Regions from separate parts of the Homo sapiens genome. Here region 2 is linked to region 1. Evidence: chromatin contacts called from ENCODE Hi-C data. All regions are on one chromosome and are shown on one strand. Each heading gives the region's core, a stretch centred on a gene start or an enhancer-like site at or near the end of the contact. The rest is flanking DNA. Distances are from core to core; before and after follow the strand shown.

Region 1 (6,779 bases), core at 3,584-6,083:
GTTAATAATGCTGGTATGAACATGGATATACAAATATCTGTTCAAGGCCCTGCTTTCATTTCTTTTGGGTATATGCACACAAGTGAAATTGCTAGATCATATCATAATTCTATATTTAATTTTTTGAGGAATTGACATAGTGTTTTCCACAGTCACTGCACCATTTTACATTTCTACCAGCAATGCAGAAGAGTTCGAGTTTTTCCACGTCTTTGCCAATATTTGTTATTTTTCTGTTTTTTTCTTTTTTAAATAATAGCCATCCTGATGGGTGTGAAGTGACATATCATTGTAGTTTTGATTACCATTTCCCTAAAGTGATGGTTTGAATGTTCCCTAAAATTTATGTGTTGCAAACCTAATTGCCACTGTAACAGTATAAAGAGGTGGAGCTTTTAAGAGGTGATGAGGTCATGATGGTTCTGCTCTTATGAATGGATTAATGCCATTATCATGTGAGTTGGATAGTTATCTTTTGTTCCGGACTTTTTTGGATTCATCAAGTATTTAAAAAATTATCCCAATAATCTCCTTTGTTTGCTTATTAGCCATAACTCCTTGTTTATTAATTTAGGGATTGTTTAAGGATTTATACTGTAAATCTTTTACTTTTCAAGGTAAAAGTGTGTTATATGTATATATAATATATAAATACGTGAATCTTATACTAGGATACTTCCCTTCCTGACCTTCTGCTATTTTTTCAAAGATTCTACTTGAATATATGTTATAAACAATACAATAATTGTTATGATTTTCATACCTTTAAAGAGATTTAAATAATAGTTAAAAAAAGAATTGGCCTTATTTACCCATGTAGTTACTATTTCTGTATGCTTCCTTTCCTTATATACATCTAGATTTCTATCTGGTATGATGGTCTCTCCAACTAAAGGACATTATTTAATACAGAACATTTCTTATAGTGCAGGTCTGCTGTGACAGATTCTTTTAGTTTTGTACCTTTGAAAAAAATCTTTATCTTCATTTTCGAAAGATATTTTTGTCAGGTGGTGTGTATTGAGTTGTGTCCCTACAAAAGATGTGTGAATGTCCTAAGCCCTAGCACCTGTGACTGTAGCCTTATTTGGAAATAGGGTCTTTACAGATTTAATCAAATTAAGATGAAGTCATATTGATTACACGTGCTTTAAATCCAATAACTGGTGTCCTTATAAGGAGAGAGAGATTCGGAGACACAAACACTTACTCTCTGTCACACACTCACACACACACAAAGTAGGGAGACAGAAGATGGCTTTGTGAAGATAATAGCAGAGATTAGAGTTATGTGTAATCTGTCTGCATCCACTACAAATCTGGGAAGATAAGAAAAGATTCTTCCTTAGAGCTTCAGAAGGAGCATGGCTCCCTCATCACCTCTATTTCAGACTTGATTTTGGAATCTGGCCTGCAGAACTGTGAGAAAATACATTTCTGTTGTTTTAAACCACCCAGTTTGTGTTACTCTGCTATGGCAGCCCTAGGAAACTGATGCACCAGGTATAGAATTCTGGTTGAGAGTTTTTATATTTCAGTCCTTTATGATGTTGCTTTACCGACTTACCTTGTTTCTAACTAAAAATCTGATGTCTTTCTTATCTTTGTTTCTCTGTGTTAATCATGTTTTTTCCCTTTGCTGCTTTTAGGATTCTCTCTTTATTACCACAATTGTGCAATTTGATTATAATATACCCTGGTATAGTTTTCTTCATGTTCCTTATGCCTAGGGTTCATTGAATTTTCTGAATTTGTGGGTTTATGGTTTTATTACATTTGAAAAGTTTTTTGCCTTTATTTCCTCAGTCATTTTTTCTATAGCCTCCCTGATTTGTGAACTCCAATTGCCCGTACATGAGGCTGCTTGAAGTTGTACTACTCACTAATTTTTTTTCTTTTTAAAATATGTTCTTTTTTCTCCATGTATTTTATTTTGGATAGTTTCTATTGCTATTCCTTCAAATTCACTAAACTTCTTCAATGTCCAATCTGTCATTAATCCCATCCACTGTATATTTTATCTTAGTTATTGTGTTTGATTTGAATCTCTTTTATATTTCTAGGTCTCAACCTTGTGAACATATGTAAAAGCTGTTTTAATGTCTTTCTCTGCTAATTATAACATCTTCGTCAGTCCTGAGTTGATTTCTATTCATTGATTAGTCTTCTCTTTATGTGTTGTGTTTTCCTTCTCCTTTCCATGGCTGGTGATCTTTGGTGAGATGTCAGACATTGTTAACTTTAACTTGTTGAGTGCTGGATATTTTTGTATTCCTATAAATTTTCTTGAGCATTGTTCTCAGATACAATCAAGTTACTTGGAAACAATTTGATTTTTTTAGGTCTTGCTCTTATGATTTTTCAGGTGGGTCCAGAGCAGCACTCAGTCTAGAGCTAAATATTTCCCAGTGCTGAGATAATGCCTTCCTGAGTACTCTACTCAATGCCCCTGATTTATGAGATTCTTACAGCTGGCTGGTGGGAACAGTCACTGTTCCCAGGCCTGTGTGAGTTCTACACATTATGTCCTTTATTCTTTCAGATGGTTCTTTCCCTGGCTTTAGGTAGTTTTCTTAAACACATTTACGTAATTTTTTTTTAAATTTTTACTTTAAGTTCCAGGATACAGATGCAGAATATGCAGGTATGTTACATAGGTAGACATGTGGCCATGGTGATTTGCTGTACACCCTCAATTCCCTTTGGATACTTGGAAAGCTTTCTCAAGGACAGGTGTAAACAGGCCCAGAATGCAAAGATTGGAATAAATACCTAACTCTTCAATACCCAGACACCAGCAAACATCCACAAGCATCAGAAACATCCAGGAAGCATGACCACACCAAATGGACTAAATAAGAGACTAAGGGCAAATCCCAGAGAGACAGAGACATGTAATCTCTCAGAGATTTCAAAATAGGTGTTTTAAAAGACAATGAAATTCAAGATAACACAGAGAAGAAATTTAGAATCCCGTCAGATAAATGTAACAAAAAGATTGAAATAATTGTTAAAAATCATGTAAAAATCCCAAAGCTAAAAAATACAATTGATAAATGGAAGAAAGCTTCAGATTCTCTCAACAGCAAAGTGGATTAAGTGGAAGAAATAATTAGTGACCATGAAGACAGGCTGCTTAAAAATATACAGGCAGAGGAGACAAAAAAGAATAAAATGGAATGAAACATGCCTGCTTGGCCGGGCGCGGTGGCTCATTCCTGTAATCCCAGGACTTTGGGAGGCTGAGGTGGGTGGATCACGAGGTCAGGAGTTCAAGACCAGCCTGGCCAAGATGGTGAAACCCCGTCCCTACTAAAAATACAAAAATTAGCCAGGTGCAGTGGCAGGCACCTATAATCCCAGCTACTTTGGAGGCTGAGGCAGGAGAATTGCTTGAAACCGGGGGGGTGGAGGTTGTAGTAGGCCGAAATCGCCGCATTGCACTCCAGCCTAGGCGACAGAGTAAGATGCCATCTCAAAAAAAAAAAAAAGGAAAAATGCCCACAAGATCTAGAAAATAGCCCCTAAAGGGCAGATCTAAGAGTAATTGGCCTTAAAAAAGAATTAGAGTGAGAGTCCAGGATACAAAGTTTATTTGAAGAGATAATAACAGAACTTTCCAGACCTAGAGAAAGATATCAATATTCAAGTACAAGAAGGTTATAGAATAACAAGCAGATTTAACCCAAATAATATTACCTCAAGACATTTAATAATCAAACTCCCAGAGGTCAATGCTTTCCTTCAACAGATAGTATTTATTGAGCACTTTTTGTATACCAGGCACTGTTCTGGATACTGAGGATGGAGCAGTGGGCAGTGAACAAAACAAACAAAATCCTTCTTCTCATGGAGCTGATACTTCAGTGGGAAGAGACAGGCAAGAAAAAAAAAAAAGGAAGAGGGAAAGCCGCTAAATGCTAAGTGTCAATAAATGTTAAGTAAAATGGGGGCAGAAAAGCAAAGACAGAAAAGCACCCTACCCCAATGGGGGTAGGGTGGATCTTGGATAAGATAGTCAGCAAAGGCCTCCATGGAAGGCCAAAATAAAAAGTGAGAATTGCTCTAGATTAAAAGAGACCCCTGAAACATGTCAACCAAATGCAAAGCGTAAGTCTTGATTACATTCTGGCCTTAAAAATGCAAACTTAAAAACATTTTTTTTGATGAAAACTTGGAAGATTTGAATATAGATTGCATATTAGATGATGGTGTAAAATTATTAATTTTTCAGGTAAGGAGATGGTATTGTCATTATGCAGAGGGTATCCTTTCAGGAAGTTTATGCTGACAGTTTTTGAATTGTTTTAGTGTCTGTAGTTTACTTTCAGATGGTTCAACACATAGAGGAAGAACTAAAGCAAATGTGGCAAAACATAACAATTGGTAAATATGATGAAGGTGTAAGGGTGTTATTACAGTATTCTTTAAAATTTTATGTATGTTTGAAATGTTTTCAAAATAAAAACTTGGCAGAAAAAAAGATGGAATTTAGGGTTGTTGGAGTCGATCTGAGTTTTCATCACCAGGTGGTGCTAAAGCTTTTCAAATGTAGTTAAATTAACAGCAAACAATCTGTGCTGACAGTTGCATATTAATTTAGGAAAAATTTGGGTGGGAGGAACATAGACTATAAATCAAGCTTTTTAAATTTGCCAATTTTACTCTTGCTTGCATTATTATATTTTACACAATTTGAAGAGGTTCAGCTATACGTTTTCTGGCTGTCAGTTTCCTTCTCTTCGACCTTTCTCATTTCCAGGCCCTTATTTTCTTCTCACAAAAGAGCTACTGTGATAATTCCCAACACCAGATGCCACTGTGATCCACACTGCTCACAGAGTAACCTTCGTGCAGCATTTCTGTCCCCTTCATCAGCTCCCTATTCCCCTCCAAATAGTTTCCACTCCTCAGCAAAGAATTTACAGTTTGATACCAATCTTCTTTTCCCAGTGTATCTATTATTGTTGCCTTGCATTAACCCTACTCAGGAGAAACATTGACTGCTGTCCTTTTTTTTTCAAATAAATGTCATACACTTTCTTGCCACTGACTATTCTGCTTTGTGTGTCTCCATACTCCCAATGCCCTTCTGCCTATTGCCAGTTCAAAATCTGACCTTGCCCATCATTGAAGCCTGAATTAAATATCATTTCCCTCATGACAATTTCCCCAAACACCTTACTCAGAAATATTCCTCTTTCTACAGCACTTTTAAATTTTCTTACCAAACTGATAACATTTTGTATTACATAATAATGTGTGTACACTAAATTATAAACACCTCCAAGGTAGGCAGTTTATGTTTATAGTCTTTGGATTGTGTTTAATATGATGTGGAATTTACTAAAGGTCAGTGGAATTGAATTTCAAGATTATTCAGAAGTAGTTTATAGTAGTGGTAAAAGTACTGACTAATTACCACCAACTGCCAGCCTTACTCTGGTTGTTCATTTCACAGATAAGCAATGAGAGGCCACCATAGTGAGAAACCAACCTGGATAAAGGATGTTCATGGCTTAGCAGCCCCACCTACCAAAAAAAAAAGTTATCAATTTGAAGTAAAATTTCCTTTCAATTTGAGTCTGTCAAAACCCTTAAATTCTTGAATGTCATTTGATCTATATATTCTTCTAGGTAAAAACATGAAAAGAATGATCAAAGATTTGCTTTAAGAATATTTCGTATATGTTACAAAATATGTTTGTAAAAGCTAAAAATTAGAAGCAGCCTAACCAACAATACAAAGTTGGTTAAAGACATTCTAATATATCCATACAATGAATTACTATGGAGCTATTAAAAATGGTGCTCGAGAACAATATTTAGTGGCATAGAAAGAGGCCCCCAGTGTTATTATAGGAAAAAAAATACACCATATTGTTGACATAATGCTTTTTAATAGAAGAAAAGATTTGCATAGAGAAAATACTAAAATTGATGGCAGAGATATATTTCTAGATTTGGAGATTGACCGATTTAAATTTTCTCTCTTGCTATCTTTTTTCCCCCTAAGTTTTAACTCTGAGCACCTATATTAAGCAAACAATAAAAATATTTAGGAGAGAAATTATATTCCTAATGTTATTCCATTGTGTACATTCATTAATGAAGGAAGGAATTTCAGGCTCTAACATTGTTACTTGGGCCTAACATAGAACCAGAGGATAAGAAGGCCAAATGATAACCCAAGAGAAGACAGTATCGGAGGTCAGAAAAGGTAAGAAAGCCAGGTAGAAAAAAATGAGGGTTGAAGAGTGGGGTTACCATGCTCAGGAAAGGAGGGAGGCGGGAATACAAGTAGGAGAGCTGTAAGAATCTAGTAGATACCAAGATTGTAATGAAATAGAAAGGTAACTGCATTTAGAAATCTGGGTCCAATATTTAGTATTATTGTTTATTAGATAGGTACTCTTGAGTAAATCATTTATGTTTTCAAGGGTCAGAAAATACCTTGAAGGTATTTTTATTCCCATGTTACAAGTGAGCAAAGTAGCCCTCAGAAAATATAAATGAGGTCATATATATACATAAGCTAGGGTTTCTCAGCTTTAGCTCTATTGGCATTTTGGGCCAGACATTTTATTGTGGGAGCTGAACAAGCACATTTGTATGGGATAATAAGTGATGATGTCAATTTTAATAAAGAGGAAGTTGCCCAGTGAGAAGGAAAGCAGGTGAGAGACATTTTGTAGTTAAAGAAACTAAAATTTTACCAATTTACATAAAATCTCCCTAAATACTCAGTGTACACATCTCACCAAGGAGTGTTTTCCCCT
Region 2 (7,666 bases), core at 4,663-7,162, 65 kb after region 1:
CAGGAGGTTGCTGCTGCAGTGAGCTATGATTGCACCACCATACTCCAGCCTGGGTGACAAAGCAAGACCCTGTCTCAAAATATATATATTTATTTTATATATTTATATATCATTTACATCTGATATTTATCACTTATATATATCATTTATATCTTACATATAAGATATATTAACATTTTATGTTTATTACACGTGAATTATATATATTATACATAAAATGCATACACACACTATATGATATATGGTCTATGTGAGTATGAAAGATTTTGAATTTAAAATCTAAAATGTAACTCGACATCTAAAACTCAGTGGCTTAGATAGCCAAATCTAAGATGGAATTTTATTTACTTAGTTGGTGGTTTCTCCTCAAATCCTTTTTCCCCTCAAGCTATTTCCAAGGATAGGGATTTTCATCCTTTTTACAGGTGGTAGCCATTGTCAGAAGTGATGGGATAAGGAGTACCCTGGGAGGGCTTTAACCCACTTCCCTCATACTCTCCATCACTGAAACCAGGACAATCTCATGTGAGATGCAACACAAACAGATTCAAAGCCTAATACTACTTATGCTTACTGCATGCCTGTTCACTATGTGGATTATCTCATTTACTTCTTAAATTAGTTTTCTATTGCTGCCGTAACAAATTACCACCAGTGCAGCAGCTTAAACAACACAAATTTATTTATCTTAAAGTATAGCCAAGCATGGCAGCTCATGCCTATAGTCCCAGCGTTTGGGAGGCTGAGGCTGGAGGATTAATTGAGGCCAAGAGTTCATGACCAGCCTGGGCAGCATAGCGAGATCCCCATCTCTACAACAACATCTATAGATGGGAAGTCTGGTATAAGTATCACTGGACTAAAATCAGGTTGTTGGTAGGCTGTGTTCCTTTCTGGAGGCTGTTGGAGAAAATTTGGGTTGATGATGGAATTCAGTTCCTCTTGGTTATAGGTCTAAAGTCTGTCGTTTTGCCCTGGTTATAAATTAAGGGCCATTCCCAGCTCTAGATGCCACCAAATTTCCTTGGCTACTGGTATCTTTCTTTCCTCTTTATAGCCAGTAATGGGCAGGTCAGGTCCTTCTCATGTTACATCTCTCTGGCACTGACAAGTAGCTGGGAAAGTTCTTCCCTTTTGAGAATTCATAGGATTAGATTTGACCCATCAGGGTAATCCAGGAAAATCTCATCTCTAGGTCTATTACCTTAATCTCATCTGTAAAGTCTTTTGCCACATAAGGCAAGATATTCCCAGGTTCTGGCAATGCAGCTGTGGACTTCTTTGGAGGACGATTATTCTGTCTACCACATTCTTCATGGCAGCACCATTAATGTCCCCATTTTATAGATAACTAGATTAGTTTAACATCTCACAGTTAGTAAATTAAAGAACAATGACTTGGTTCCAGATCTTACGCTTTTAACTTCTTGGTTATTTTGCATCCCTCATTAGTCAGATACAGACATTCAAAAGCGAAGCACATCTGAAAAATCTAGGACCATAATCTTTATAAATTAAAAAAGCTAAGAGCATACATATCCACAGAATTTACCACTTGTGGGTGTTTAGCTGTTTGGCTTCAAACACACAGAAATCTCAACCACATTTTCCCACCACCTACCACACAAATCCCTTTTCCCCCACTTACCAGTAGAAACTTTTGGTGAGGTCTCTGGACAAAAGTCCAAAAAGGCAAAGCCTACTCAATTGCTCATCGGTAGCTGAGCTGAAGAGGAACCTCAGGGTCTTCCCACCACCAAGCCCAAGACCACAATATACTTTCCCAGTCTCATCCCTGCATTTTCTTTTCTTCTGTGGCACTTGGTTTATTAGTGACTGTCACCTCCTGCTTCATCCCTGGATTTCTGTTCTCTGGGGGTTCTCTCCCTGTCCCTCTACCATACAAACATATAATTTATTTCTCCTTATTTTAAGAGTCCAATCAGTAGCCATGCTAATGGTGAGCAGGGGCGACACAGAAATTGAAGTTGGGGTGATAGCGATAGCTGCAGCACATGTACTCCCCTGTCGTCTCCATTAGTTCACCCCTGTCACTTTACATACACAGCCTAAGTCACAAAGTCCCACATTACTTTGACAAAAATGAAAGCTAATTTTTAAAGATGCTGGATCTCCCATCCTATTTCTTTCCAATCAAATTGTTCTATAGTATAGAAATTCTGGAGCTGCCTCTAAGATCAGTTTCTCATTTTATTAGAATAACAAAAATAGCAACTATGAAGGAGATAGGAGAGTTTTTAAACATTTAGAAATCTTAGCGTGTTATTAAAGTCCTTATCCTCTGGCCTTCCTGGTTTCTTTTTGAGGGTTGACTGTGGTCCTGCCACCCCAGGGCCTGCAGTTCCTTATTTTAACTCCTCAAGATAGAATTTTACCAGGTTGGTCAGATAAGGAGCAATCTCATCCATTTTAAGCAGGTCATTTGAATTTCTGAGAATTTCCAACAAAAGTGATTATCCCAAATATCAAAATCTCTGAAACTGTTTAATGGCATTTCCTTTTGCTTTCTTTTTCTTTATCTTTTATTTTCAGGTTTAATTGCCCTCTCTGAACTCCATGTTAAAATGGCTCCCACTCCTTCATCTTTTCTTTCTCCAATGTTGTGAAATGAAAAGAAGTAATGTTTATAGTCAGCCTTGTATGTGGCTTGGCTCTAGACTTGGTCAAAGGAGGTTTTGTTTCTAAGGGGAAATTTCTGAACACGACCAAGTCTTAATAAGCCCCGTCAACCTTCATTCATCCACTCTAATGTCCAAGAAGTTGACACAAGAAGAAGTACATAAGTGCTACTGAAAATAGCAAGAAATTAGAGAGGATCTTAACCTGTCCAAGTTCTGAGGTTCTAGATGGTTTGCCTGTTTTCTCAACAACCCAGTAGGTAGGAATTATTATTATCATTTCACATATGGGGGAGCTCACATGGAAAGAGTAAACAGCTTGTCCAAAGTCCACATAACCTAGTAAGTGCAGAAGATCTTCAAGCCTTTTCTCCTAACTTCCTCATAGGCTATAAGGTGTTCAGCTTGCACTTTAAAAAATGCTACCTTCATTAGGAGCTTAATAACTTTAAGTTAGAGAAACTAGATTTCATATCCAATTTAAAATATGCTGCTGGATAAATGTGGAAGGGTAGAATAAGCAAATGGCTGAACTTCAACATAAAACAATGTAGTGTTTATATTGTGGCTCATAAGTCATATAGGGTCTATTAGAAAAAAACAAATAGATGTGGGAGTCAGAAAAGCTCCAAAAGAGTCCCAGCTAGGCTCCTAACGTCACTGAGCCTAAGTTTCTTTGCCTATAAAATGGGTATAAAACTAGTTAATGCATAGGATTACTGTAAAAACTAAGATAAATAATGTGGTCTTCCTATAAACAGTAAAAGGGCTACAGAACAAATGCATCTTTAATCATGTCTTTATCATCTCATTCATTTCTTTTGTCAAACAGCCATGTGTCAACTTTTCATACTTTACCGATACTCTTTGCAATACCACAAAGTACATGAAATTATTCCTATTTTAGAGGTGAGGAAGCCAGGGATCAGAGAGGATTAAGGAGCATACCTAACACTACACAGCTGGTGACAGATACTCTAGTGTGGGAACCGAGAGCTGATGGTCTTAAACGCCACTGCTAACCTGAAGAGCAGATTTTTCCAGCAATTACTGATTGACTAGGTAGGGAGGAGAAGCTTATACCCTTTTCTTTAAACTACATGTCTCCAAAACCTAAACCAAAGGTGATCTTGCATGCAACTTTGGAAAAAGCCAGGGGCTTATCAAGTCACAGAATTTTTAAGTTGAAAGAGACCTTAGAGAACAATGGATTCTTGTCTAATTCCTCCATTCTTCAGTTGTAGAAACTGAGGTCTCACAGGCCAAGTTGTTTATGTCATTTGTCTGATTTCTGTGAGCATTTTGGGCATATTCAGTGTGACAACTCAGGTCTCTTGACCCCAGTTCCTTGCTTATCCTACTTCTTTCAAAGTCTGGATAGATTCACAAAGCTGAAAAACATTGCACTACCTCAGTTCTCATTCTTTCTGGGTTCCATTGTTAGGCAGTTCCTTGGTTATCAAGAAAAGATCTACAACGTAATTTCAAAAGCCCCTAAGAAAATTAATGATAGTTTTGAATGAATCTTGAACATCTGCGATGTGCCAGACACTATGTTAAGCACATTACCTTCCTTTTTGCAGTAGCTTTCAAACTTTAGTTATTTGATTACTACCTTCATGAATTTTGCCAAATCTACATACCATCTATGTAGTTGTTAACTTAATGTTTGTCTTTATATTGACCTTAAAGTTCTAACTACTTTAGCTTTATCCTGGGCTATAATACTCATGAAATCATGATGTGCTAATTATTCTTTAAATACATACTATATAAATGCTATATAAATAGCATTTTATATTTAACTTTAAATATCAAACATATAAATGGTGCTTATATAATATGTATTTAAAGTGTTTATACATTATAATATAATTTATCTTTTATAATTTATAAATACTATTTAAATATGTATTTAACACTATTAATAATTATATAACTATTAACATTAAAATTGTTGTCTAAGCCTCTCTAATATAATCTCATTTAATTACTCCCTAACTCTAAAGTACTAGTATAATCCCTGAATATCCCATATTATATCACTGAGCCCAAGTTTCTTTGCCTATAAAGGGTATATTGTATCCTAATATGTTTTTGTTTTCTCACAATAGAGAAAACCCAAAGCTCAGTTAAATAACTTAACCCAGGCCTCACAGCAGTTTAGTGGCATTGCTAGAACCCAGATCCAAGTCTGGCTGACTCCAAAGCCAGTGCAGCTAACCATGCCATCTAATGACATGAAGGAATGTTCAGCAGAGTAAGTTGCACCAGATGAGAACTTAAAGGTGAGACCCTACAGGGCACAGATTGATCAACTTATATGATTGTGTGTACAGGGGTGGGTGAGTTTAGAAACCACGTATAAGGGAGCAAGGACACTATATCCTTTATATTTTTAAGTTTTTTTTTAAAGTATCATATCTAGAGAGAAGTTGAAACAGTAGTGAAGTGATCATTCCATAACCTTCGCCTTTATTCACCACTGGTTAACATTCACCAATTTGTTGATCTCTCGCTCTGTAGTGTTTGTGTGTGTGTGTTGTTTTGGCTGAACCATTTACAAATAAGCTGTAGATATTTGTGTCATTTCACCCCTAAATACTTTAGCATGTACAAAGAACAAAGACATCCTCCTACATAATTAGATACCATTATTATATCCAAGAGTGTGAAATTGATACAGTAATATTATTTAAGATGCAGCCCATATTTAAAATTTCCCAACGTCTCCATAGTTCCCTTATTGCTATTTTTTTCTTCCTTCCACAATCTAAATCATTTGTTGCATTTGGTTGTCAGTTTGTCTTAATCCCTTTTAATCTAGAGAACAACCCTTCTACCTCTTTTGTCTCTCCTGCATTGACGTTTTTGAAGATTCCCGATGAGTTTTCATGATTAAATTTAGGTCAATCTGCCCCCTTTTTTTTTTTTTTTTTTTTGGTTAGGAGGGGACATATTTCTTTAGTAATATGGTTATGCACAATTACTTGAAAAAACTTATGCAGACTAGTCAGTTAACAGAGCAAAAATCCTTAAAACCCCAATTACTGAATAAGAAACAGTTCTTCAATTGGCAAAGTAAAGAGAATTAATTTTGATCTGTGGTAGCTACACCCAACCTCCCCCAAATCCTCTGTATGACTTGACTGTATTCCCCTAACTATCTCCTGAAAACCAGACTTGAAATGAATATAATGCTGCTTTACCTTATCTTCTGTCATTGTACTAGTTGGGAGTCCTGTCAATTCCAGGTCTTGTGTGAGTGTGGCACATGCACCTGACTAGCTCCTGCCTGTTTATTCGCAGCTCTGCCTAGGCCTAGTTATGCATTGCAGGAGGAGGAGCAAGGAGAGGGAGGAGTTGGGCTACCCAGACCTGAGAGTCCAAGTCTAATCTTCTCAGCGGCAGCTGAATATTGATGGGAATCTAATCAATAAGTGCTTTGCCTCAGCAACCTGTGGCTTCAATACCTTTGTTCCACTAGGAAAGAAAATGGGAGCAGGTCCCTTAGGCATAAGTTACAAACCAGAGGCAATCACATTTCAAGGCATGTGTTATGTGGCAGTAATTGGGAGCTGGTGAAAAGAGAAATCTTTGGAGTCTTTTGTAGAAGATGAGATATGCTGAGCTGCCGTGCTGTGCTGTGGAGCATGGGAGGCACACTGCACTCTGCTCCACAGATAATTAGTGCTGTGGTGTTTCTGTTTAGAGCTGAGCTGTGTGGCCGGAGACCATTGTTGACTTGAATGGTTACCTGGATGAGCTTTGGATTGTTAGGGACTTGGGTTTGAATCTCAACATTTTACTGGGGAGTATAACCTTAAGCAAGTGGCTCACTGTGACTTTTCTCTGATTAGTTTTTTATTTTTGCCTGATAAAATAGAAATAACACACATTTTGTTTTGTTGAGTGGATTAAATGAGATAATATGTGAAAGTGTTTGGCATATCTCAACATATAATAAGTACTTAGCAAATAGCGGTTGTTATTATTATTGCTTCATATATGTCAAGAAGCACTTGCTGGAGGCTTTAACGTAGAGTTCTCAAATAAACCTGCTCATATGGCTTGATCTTGGGCCTAAGTATCCCTTATGATATCCAAACCCTGTGGGGGTTCAGGAGATATCAAATTTATTGAGCTTTAAGTGTGTGTGGCAACTGGGGCCACAGATTGCACTGAGGCTCAAATGGAACCAGTTCCCAGCGGAACAAAAATGTAACAAGCAGCAACACAATGAGGGGTGTTATGAAGAAACAGGGTGAGAAAATGAAGGATTAGAGGAGATTCAGATTTCACCTTTTTATTTTGCCACCCTGTTTTCATTTCTGTCACCTCTGCAAGGTGACACACCTGAAATGTTTGGTTTGAGAAGGTAATTCAATCAAACTACAAACTTTTACTGAGTCCAGCACAGTTCCATGCTCCGAGATGACTGAGATAAATAAGTCACAGCCTCCTCTTTCTAGGTGTTTATAACATATAAGATGAGACATATGTAATGCAGACACAATACAATAATTTCATAGTGGAAAAGCGTGAGCAAATATTAATAGTAATGATGGTTAATCTTTACTGAGGTCTTGCCGGGTGCCAGGTGCTGCTCTCAGCACTTGACATGGATTAACTCGTTTAGTCATAACATGAGGTGCTCTGTGTCATAGTGCCAAGCTTTGGGGAGCAGCTTTGAAGTCAGACTTTAAAGCGCCCAGTTAGCCACGCTGACTTTCCGCATCAGTTTTGGCTGGTGATGAGCACGCCCCATTGCCAGAGCGGTCCACAGTCAGGAGCGGTTCCATGGCATTTGCCAGTGACATGACATTCTGCAGGAAAGCGTCTCTGTGCCGCGTCGTAAATGATACCGGTGTGGTTTACCAACCTTTGTCTTTTGAACCTGCCTTTTCAGAAACGGAATTTGCCTTGAGTGCGCGGGCGGCCAGTGAGCCTTTAACTTCTTGTGCTCAGCCCCGGCCTGCCGGCGCGGAGCACGGCGGCAGGAAACCATTCTCTTCTCCCATTGGGAG

What was found. A loop is a pair of places that touch in the nucleus more often than their neighbours do. Pooled maps may share reads with other maps.
Region 2: a loop to region 1 is called in a map with no recorded cell type, with 2.3 times the contacts of the local background. The contact joins the promoter of SLC2A2 here to the enhancer-like site in region 1. A Hi-C loop is called at or near these places in 4 of 168 maps with a recorded cell type or tissue (Calu3, GM12878, cardiac septum and 1 more), 8 of 37 single-sample maps with no recorded cell type and 4 of 50 pooled maps.

The regions. Positions count from the first base shown.
Region 1 is chr3:170,957,203-170,963,981 of GRCh38, forward strand. No RefSeq gene overlaps it. Among named protein-coding and RNA genes, the nearest start is that of EIF5A2, 52 kb to the left of the region's middle. Within about 2 kb of position 4,834, at least 2 of the 41 ENCODE cell types and tissues checked have a DNase peak (open chromatin) inside an H3K27ac peak, as active enhancers do.
Region 2 is chr3:171,020,808-171,028,473 of GRCh38, forward strand. SLC2A2 (solute carrier family 2 member 2) reads right to left here and starts at 5,913. Exons shown (of 11, transcript NM_000340.2): 1 at 5,849-5,913. The coding sequence starts at 5,863.